Linked DNA regions of Homo sapiens: region 2 is linked to region 1. A link is a contact called in ENCODE Hi-C or POLR2A ChIA-PET data. All regions are on one chromosome and are shown on one strand. The core of a region is the stretch at or near the end of the contact, and the rest is flanking DNA. Distances in the headings are between cores, read along the strand shown.

What was found. A loop is a pair of places that touch in the nucleus more often than their neighbours do. ChIA-PET counts read pairs that join two places held with the same protein, here RNA polymerase II (POLR2A). Pooled maps may share reads with other maps.
Region 2: a loop to region 1 is called in a pooled map, with 2.8 times the contacts of the local background. The contact joins two enhancer-like sites. A Hi-C loop is called at or near these places in 15 of 37 single-sample maps with no recorded cell type and 7 of 50 pooled maps. POLR2A ChIA-PET finds 5 or more read pairs at or near these places in 1 of 52 experiments (OCI-LY7).

The regions. Positions count from the first base shown.
Region 1 is chr7:22,386,443-22,391,230 of GRCh38, forward strand. No RefSeq gene overlaps it. Among named protein-coding and RNA genes, the nearest start is that of RAPGEF5, 32 kb to the left of the region's middle. Within about 2 kb of position 1,414, at least 2 of the 41 ENCODE cell types and tissues checked have a DNase peak (open chromatin) inside an H3K27ac peak, as active enhancers do.
Region 2 is chr7:22,423,811-22,428,687 of GRCh38, forward strand. The region is part of intron 4 of STEAP1B (STEAP family member 1B); the gene reads right to left. Among named protein-coding and RNA genes, the nearest start is that of RAPGEF5, 69 kb to the left of the region's middle. Within about 2 kb of position 2,766, at least 2 of the 41 ENCODE cell types and tissues checked have a DNase peak (open chromatin) inside an H3K27ac peak, as active enhancers do.

The DNA.
Region 1 (4,788 bases), core at 164-2,663:
TTTTTTGAGGAACTGCCTGCCATACTCTTTTCCACAGTGGCTGTACCATTTTACATTTCCACAGCCATGCACAAGAGTTCCAGTTTCTCCATTTCCTTGCCAACACTATTATTTTCTATTTTTTCAATAATAGCCATTCTAGTGGGTGTGAAGTGGTCTCATTGTGGTTTTTGATTTGCATTGCCCTAATGATGAGTGATATTGAGTATTCTATTGCTTTTTGAATTGACTAACACTCCTTGGCTGGATAGTCAGTGCCCTGTAGCACTGCGTCACATCCTATATGAGCACCCTCTCTGCTTAGCTTTCTATTCTCCATCTTTCCTGAGGGGGGGCCTTTCTGTGCCATCCCTTGGCTCACCCCTACAGAGGCAGGGGATTTTGGCATAGTGCAGCTCAGCATCCCAGGATGCAGGTCAGGGTGAGGTAATAGGGAGACTATATCTGGAAGGGAAAATGGAAACTATCCACCATTCCAATACTTTAACAACTGCTATATATCCATCACAATATCTAGGACAATCATGGGCTCATGGTAGATCATGAATACTTATGTATTAGAATATATTTTTGCCAGATGTATTAAAGCAGAAGTTGGGGTTAAGCCTGTGAACTACCTACTTTACCTACAGTTTCAAATGGTTAATGTGGGTAACCAGTTACAGAATCACCCCTGCCATGACAGACAATTGTTTTGCCTTCCAGCAGTTATGAGTCCCATGCCATAATTCCCTCCTCTCACCATCAGTCCACAGGGTCAATACATGGATAATTGTTGAAACTGGACGATGGGGGGGGGGTACATAATCTTTAAATTTATGTACATTTAGAATGTTCCATAATAAAAAGTTGATTCAGATAAACATACCAGGCCTCATCACTGACTGTGTGATGGAACGGACCACCTATAGTCTTATTTATCCATCTATTTTTTGCATTGGGTAATTAACTTGAGATCTATGGGCAATTGTTATTAAATTTAATTTTTTTAATTATACAATTCTACAAAGTCTAATGCTTAAGGCAATTTCTATGTCTATGATGTATAAGCATAAATTATTTTATAGGTCATTATATATAGTCATTTTAATGTTATGCTTATTGTCTGATGAGTATATAAAATAACATTTAAATAGCATTTAAGTAACTCCTATAATTACACTGAAAAATGTTTCCCAGTGTTACTGAAATCGGTTGCAAATCTTAGATACATAAAGTACTAGAAAAGTAGCCAAAAAAAGAGACAGGGACTCAACATGCTGCCAAAAATAATAATAGAACCTTGAATGTTAAACAGCTTTTTAAAAAGCTCTTCTCTGGAATGAAATGCATTCACTCAAGTTGTTCTTCCCCATCCTCCTGCTTCTTGTTATAGACGTGCCTTGCTGGCTGACTTCCTGATCGGTTGGTGGGCCCAGTCCTACTGAGTCACCCGGCTGCAACTGTTGAGTATGAGTGTGTGGAGCTGGTGGAAACCAGGATGGAGAGTAGGCTGGAGACTGAGCACTTGGGAAAATTTTAAATTGGAAAAAAACCACAAATGAACGAAAGCACTGAGTTGCTGCTGTGAGGGCAATTTGCTCTCTGTAGGCATCACAAAATGTATTTGATGATTGAGGCCAAAATTGGTCTATTTGCTTTGTTTCTTTGGAGAAAAATGAGAATACCAAGGATCGTCCTCTGGTTGGCATCACGTTCCTCTGTGCACAGTTATTTTCTGTTACAAATGGTTTTTACAGGTCGTATAAGGGGTAATGGGCAAGAGTTAATATTTTTCTGTTGTCACTCTGGAAAGTACATCAGGATCTTTCATTTCAATCTGTCCCTCTAAGTCTGGTTGTCCCTTTTCATGTACTCAAAGGAAAGTTGGCATGGGGCCCAAAACATAGTATGGGGTGTACCGATCTCCTTGGTCTGACCAGTTCAGCTTGGACCCTAGAGAAGCTCAGCCAGTGTGGACCAATTTGTGAAGAAGGCCACCCAGTGCTTTCGTCTAGGAAATGTTCCTAAAGTCAAGTCCATGTTTCAGTGAGTCTCCTCAGTTTTAAGAGGAGGCACAGAATGCCACAACTTCTAAGCTGCCTGCTTTTTAAAATGTTAATAAGTCATTAAAATTAGATAAGACAAGGCCGGGTGCAGTGGCTCACCCCTGCAATCCCAGTACTTTGGGAGGCCAAGGCAGGCAGATCACCTGAGGTCAGGAGTTTGAGACCAGCCTGGCCAACGTGGTGAAACCCCGTCTCTACTAAAAATACAAAAATTAGCCGAGTGTGGTATTGCGCACCTGTAATCCCAGCTACTCAGGGGAATTGCTTGAATCCAGGAGGCGGAGGTTGCAGTGAGCTGAGATCACGCCACTGCACTCCAACCTGGGCAACAGAGTGAGACTCGGTCTCAAAAAAAAAAAAAAAAATTAAATAAAACAGTGTGCTTAAAGCATGCAGCACTGTGTCTAGCACACTGTAAAAGTCAATAAATGTTAGCTCTTATTTATGATTATTCTAACTATGAGCACAACGAACTTTATTCTAAATTACTTATTCACTTAGCAAACAACTATTGAGTACCTACCATATGTCAAGCACAGTTTTAGTCAATATGGATGTGGCAGTGTACAATCGAGCCAAGATCCCTGCTCTCAACAAATGGACATGCTTTGAAAGGGAAAACACAATACATTGTTCAACTAAATAATTCCTTTAACAATTGTCATAAATAAAACAAAATGAGAGAGTGGGGATAGAGAGTGACTGAGGGGAATAGGATGGGGAGAAAAGTTGACTCTAGATGGAGTGACCAAGGAGAGCTTCTCCCCAGAAGGGATTGGATGGTGAGATGGAGTTGCCATGTGAAGATGCAGAGGTGCGGTAACCCAGGCAGAGGGAACAGTAAGAGAAAGGCCCTGAATAGACCCCATCTCAACACTGAGCCCTCTTACCACATGCAGTGGATGTCAGGCTGCAGGCCTCTTTGCTGTCCTTTCAATAGTTTCCGTGTTCAAGGCATTTAAGTACTCAACCTGCAATCAGATTAAATTGCTGCCAGAAGAGCTGTGGTCCTTAGGTGAAAACTCACCCATTTCTACAAGTAATGTAGAATTTTTAGTTTAAGCAAGCATGAGAAATGACTCCTTGAATAAGCAGTGCTTGATTGTCACTATTGCCCATTTCACTGGAAGAGCCCACCTTCCATCTTGGGACCAGGCCCATAACTCACTGCTACTCAAATCACAGAGGTAAGAACCAGCAGATGAGATAGGTTGGCTCCTGCTCTGCCAGTAAGTAACCTGCTATTTGCTCTTAACAGGTCACGTAGACCTTCTGTGACTTTGTTTGGTCATCTGCAAAACCAGAGGAATGGGTTACACCAGTGCATGTAAAACTTTCATGTGCCTTCCCATCTCCTGAAAACTTTGTTACCTGCAGACTCTGTCTCAGGAGTGTGGGGCAGGGCCTGGGATTCTGCATCTCTAACCAACTCCCAGGTAATGCTGAGGCTGCCCACCCTCAGACCACACTTTTGAGTATAGAGAGTTTAGATTAAGTACCTTCTAGCTCTAAATCTAGGAGTCTGCATTCCAAGCTTACTAGGACTTGAACTTCAAGTCCTTGAACTGATCTTAATCACATAAAAACCTGTGATGACCAAGACAGGTATGAGCTTCCTGCAATAACCAAGCTGTGCTTCCTTCTGGGTTGTCCAACCGTTGCAAGTCAAGATCACTGCCTCACCTTAGCTACCTGGTACTGCAACACCTATGCATCCTGTGGCAGGACTGGTGAAACTCATTATCACTTATCAAAATTGATATGATGAAATGAGGAAGCTTCGATTTCATAAATGTGCCAACATTCGGGCTGGGATGGAATGGTTTGTTTCCCCGAATAAGCTATAAAAACGGAACACAATAATTTAATTGACATTATTTGATGGATGAATGTAATCACTGAGTGAGATTCTTTTAAAATCACACCAAATTCCATACAGTTCTGGAAGTTCAGTGAAAGATGTTATTGTTGATTTTACTTTAATTACTCCTGCTGGGATTTACCTTGAGCGGGTTATTAGGCAGGTAACAAATCTAGATTTTTTTAAGAGTGGAAAATCCTTCAACTCTTCTGAGCAATATCAGTGTCCCCTTGGCTTCTTATCCCTAAAAGACATAGCTGAGGTGGTCAGTTTCCCGTGGCTCTCAGAAGATCTGCTCTCTAACAGGCCAGAGGAAGCAGAAGCATGATGACAAATAACTCAGGAAATGACAGACTTTTGTTGCACTATTTAGAGAAGGGAAGAAAGGTAGCATAATAGGGCACACTGTCATTGTCATAAGAATGGTTTACATTTGAATATCACCTCACAGTTTTTAAAGTGTTTTCAGGAAGTGACTATGGTTATCACCATTTTATGATGGAAGACTGCAGGCTAGAGGGAGCTGTGAACTGATAATTGATAAACAGAGCATCTGAACTCAGGTCTTCTATCCAGTGTAATTTTCAGCCTGTGGATAATCCTCCAATTACAGAACCTGAACCCAGTCTTTACGCGTTTTCCCAAGCTCACAGAGCATGGCATATAGAGGAAGAACAAGATTCTATCCAGTTCTGTTGATTCTCAGATTGACATCCTCTATTGTCAACCCCAAGACCTGTGATTACCTTTGTTGGACTGTTAGGACTACACAATCTATATTTCCCATCAAACATGCTCTCCTGTAGAGAGTTCCTTGGGGATAGACTGAGCCTAGCCAGATGTCAATAAATGGCATAAGATAATTAACTGACATTTCAT
Region 2 (4,877 bases), core at 1,516-4,015, 39 kb after region 1:
TTGAGTCCAGGAGTTCAAGACCAGCCTGGGAAACACAGGGAGACCCTGTCTGTACAAAAAATACAAAAATTAGCTGGGTGTGGTGGCACGCACCTGTAGTTCCAGCTAAATAGGAGACTGAGGTGGGAAGATCACTTGAGCCCAGGAGGTCAAGGCTGCAGTGAGCCGTGATCATGCAACTGCACTCCAGCCTGGGCAGCAGAGTGAGACCCTATCTCTAAAAAAGGAAAAATAATAAAATAAGTGAATTTATGGTATGCAAGTTATACCTAAATAACATTGTTAAAAATAAGTACTAATACCTTGACTACCTTCTATCGATCTCTGGTTCCCAAACTTACATTTAATGTGAAAAATAACAAAGGGATGATAGATAGCGATTTTACACATTGTAACACAAAATAAAATAAAACACAAAGAATAAATTGACAATAACACTTGCCATACGTAAGGCAAAAAGTTAATTTACTTAGTTTGTAAAGACTTCATAGAAATCTATAATAAAAACATAGTAAGATCTCAATATGTAAATAACAAAGGGCATGAACAAACTAGCTCACCACCCCTTTGAAAAATGACGAATAAACAAAGGAAAATATATTCAACCCTAAGAATAATCAGAAAATGTAAATTTAAAGAGCTATAATTGTCACCAATTAAAATAGGAAATATATTTTAAGAACATTATTTCATACTCATCTGGGCATGGTGGGACAAATCTCCTTGTATGCTGTTGGATTAAACATAAAGGAGGACATCATTTTAGAAATAAAATTTGGCCATTTGTCCCAGATACCTGAAAAATATCTACCACCTTTGGCTAAATAATTCCACTAGCTTAAGAAAATAATTTAGGATGTGGAAAAAACAGTGTACAGAGATGTTCAATTGAGGAGTATTTATAATAATAAATAATAGGGAACTACATGTCTCATTATCAGAGAACGTTTAAGTAAACTCTTCAACATTCATACCAAAGAATACCATTAAAAATGTCTGTGAAGAGTTGATAATAATATGGGAAAATACTTGAGTTATCATATTCAGTAAAGAAAAAAAATCACCAGAGTACAAATTGTTAAGTGAAAAAAAAAAAATCACATTAGGATACAGGATCATTTCAATTAATAAAAAATATGTAGAAAAAATGCTAGAAGGAACTAGACTAAAGTATTAAGTGTCACCACCTCTGGGTAGGTGAGATTTTCAAATATTCATTATAATAATATTTGTACAGTCATAACACATAATTTAATGCTCTTTTTAAAATGGAACTCTTCAAAGCAAAAGACCAAAGGTGGGTATTCCAGAATAGCTCATTGCCTGTGTCTCTAAGGTCATCATAACCTTACCTATCAAAAATCTGCCCTGGGTGAAGTGTCACAATGATTTGGTATGATACATTAAAATTTAACACATGGAACAGAATGCTGTACTCTGTACTGTTCATATACTTTTTAAAACAACTAACTGCTAGATTGGCAGCAGTAAGTTATTTTGCAAGACAAAGTTAGCAAGGCATCCACCAACTGGGGCCGTCCAGTATTATCCATGGCCTATATTTGTTGCATTTGATCATAGCCCAACAGAGCAATTGCTACCATATATCAAAAGCAACCCTGCAATTAAGTCAATTCAGGCCCAAAGTCAGTCAACGCAATGAGACAAATAAGGTTCATTAAAAAAACAGTCAGTTGGCATCATATGAAGCAAAACTGATTGACTGAACTTCTGAGTTTTCAACTGATTTGCATAGTGCTCTGAACACTGTAACTGGCAGCCATTTTGCTTAAAGTACAGACTGTTTCCTGTTACACTATTTCACCAGAGCCAATAATAACTTTTAAAAAATCTTCTATAATTATCAAGGTACCAATGTTTATATTCCAACTGACAACCACCCAAGGTGCAGCCTAAATGAACTGCAGGAATTGGAAGGAAATGGCCTCCTGCCTTAGACCCAGCAGAAATCCTTAAGAAAATAGGCCTTTCAGATTTGACTTCTAGAAAAATAGCAAAGGGGCAGATTCTGACAAACGCTATCCTGCTGAAATCAGCTACAATTCCCAGAACTACTTCCCATTACATATTCACAAATGGCTATTACAGCCCTTAGTGGCTACAAAAGTTTCCTTGGAACCCTGGAGACTGTTATGTTGCTACAGTTGTTTTTCTTCTTTTTTGTCCTTTCTGCCCAGAGATACTTATTAGACTAGGAACATCTGTACCATTAGACTCTCTAAAGGAAGTGGGGCAGCCACCAGCCCAATGTGGCCATCAAATACTGCCCTGGAGGTCAGAAATCCTAGGGTCTGGTCTTAGCAATTTCATTTACAGTAAAACTTTGGTTAAGTCAATCCTTTTGTCTCCTGGGCACTGCATAAAAAAATGAAAAGTTTGAATAGTTTAATATTCAGTAGTTTGGCAAACCAGATCATCTGAAATTCTTCCATAAAATACAAAACAAAATAATAATTGATTGAAATGTATAGTTAACATCACAAGAAAGTAAAGTAAATCCTCAAAGGACAAAAAAAAATGAAGTAAAAGCATGAATTCAGTATTTTTTTAAAATGTTAAAGGCAAGGTAGCCCTGGGAACACTTGAGTGTATTCACTCAGCAGGAAGACAAAAGATGAGGCCTTGGGCCCTTGAGGGTAGAAAATCAAAAGGCAGACACTCCCTTTCTCCACCCCAACTTCATAAGTTAAGTTAGATCTTCCAAAAAACTACCTACAGCTTCAGGGAAAAGGTAAATAACAGCAAAAACGAGAACAAAACTGTCACATGGGGCAGTGGCTTTGGGTAAAAGGGGAAGTAGTCCCCTGGAGAATTAGGAACTTCAAGCCAATACACATGCATTCATTCATCAAGTATTTACTGAACACCTATTAGTGCCTGTCTGTGAGCTAGACATTGGACATAGAGCAGTGAACACAGCAAGTAAGCCCTGCCTTGAAAGAGCTTATATTCCAACAGTGGAAGACAGACAAGAAGCAAACAAAAAGGATACGTCAGGCAATGATGCATGCTAAGAAGAAACATTAATAAGGGTAAGCCTATTAATAAGTGACTGGCTGGGCAGGTGTAAAATTTTACACGGTTTGGTGAAGGAAGGACTGCTGGATAATAATGTAACATCTGAGTAAGACTTGAAGGAAGTGAGAAAGTGATCCATGCAGGTGTTGAGGGGACGTCAAGTACAAACACCCCTACACCAGGCCTGCCTGAGGAATAGAGAGGTAGCTGGAGCAGAGTGAACCAAAGAAGAGGGAGAAGAGAGGGTCACAGAGACAGCAGAGGCCCAGGCCACAGAGGACCCAGTGGGCCATGCAGTGACCTGGAATTTATTCTAAGGAGACGAAAAGACCTTGCAGGATGAGTTAACGTGTAGAAGGCTCACTCTGAGTGCTGTGTGGAAAACCGACTGCAGGGGAGCAGGAGAGGAAACAGAACAGCAGTTATGGACAATAGGCCAAGCAAGAGGCAATGATTTATGACTGACACAACTTGATGTCATGGAGATGACAACCTGGCCTAACTGGAAGGGCCAAAAGGACATCCTGACTGATTGGAAGTGGGTTTCAAGAGAAGGAGATGATCAAAGGTGACTTCAGGATCATGGCCTGGCTAACTGGAATACAGCTGGTTTCTCTGAGATGGGAAAGGGTGGAAAAGAATAGGTAGATGAATTGGTGGAGGTCCCTAGTTTAGGCGTGGACATATTCACTTTGACAGCATCATGGAGCTACAGTTGGAGATACAATTATTAAAAGAAAATCTAAAGCCGTAAAAGGCTCATGTTAGCATAGAAGAAAGACTGAAAAACAGATGAACTAAACATCCAACCTAAGAGATTAGAGGTAGATATGGAAATTAATGTAAGCAAGTAGAAGGCAGGAAATGTTTACAAAAGGAATGAAGTGAGTAATAAATGTACCTTTGAGAGGCTCGATCCAACTAATGTTCAATCTTTGAAAAGAAACTGGTAAAATTAGCAAACCTCCAGCAAGACTGCCAAGGTAATGAGGAAAGGTACGAGTAGAGAAATAGTAGAAATCAAAGAACACAACAAATGATTTGAAAGAAAGCCATGCATGTTACTGCAAATCTGGCTCTAAGGGAGGCAAATTCTGACACTTTCAGGTTTGTATGCTGAACTGGGGAACAGTGGCAACACTGATCTCAGCCAGTCCTACAAAGGAGCTTCTGTAGGGATGGGCTGGCCTGACAGAATTGTCCAGAATTGAGGCAAGAACTGGGTCTTTAAACTCATGCACTGGCCAGACATAGGATGGAATCTGCCCTGAGAAGTGAGCCTGAACTTAGCACGGCAGCCAAGGGCAATCCTGAGAGAGCTGTCAGCCACCAGTACTCCCGGAATCAGAAGGAATGGGTGCTTCTGTCCTGGGGGTGCTGAGAGAGTGTCTAGGGAGCACAACCCATTATCAATTACGAGTGTTATGCCAATACGCTTTGATAAAATAGACAAGTTCCCCAAAAGTATAACTTTCCAAAACTGATTTGAGGACAGAAAACTTGACTGTTCTCATTACCTTAAAATGAATTCGATCAATGGTTGTAGATTTTGTCTTCTCACAAAGAAAGCATCAGTAAGCTCTTACAAACATTCATGCATCATACAAGCTCTTAAGAGAAGAAAAAGGACAAGAAGAGGGAGAGGAAGATGAGGGAGAGAAAGAGAAAGGAGGAAAGATGAACGGTCCAACTAACGTCATAAACCTAATGTACCAAACGGAGACAAGAGAAATTATATAATAATTTCACTCATGAACACAAATGCAATAATTCTAAATACAATATTAGCAAATGAAATCTACCAATATTTAAAAAATAAAGCACGCACCTATAGTCCC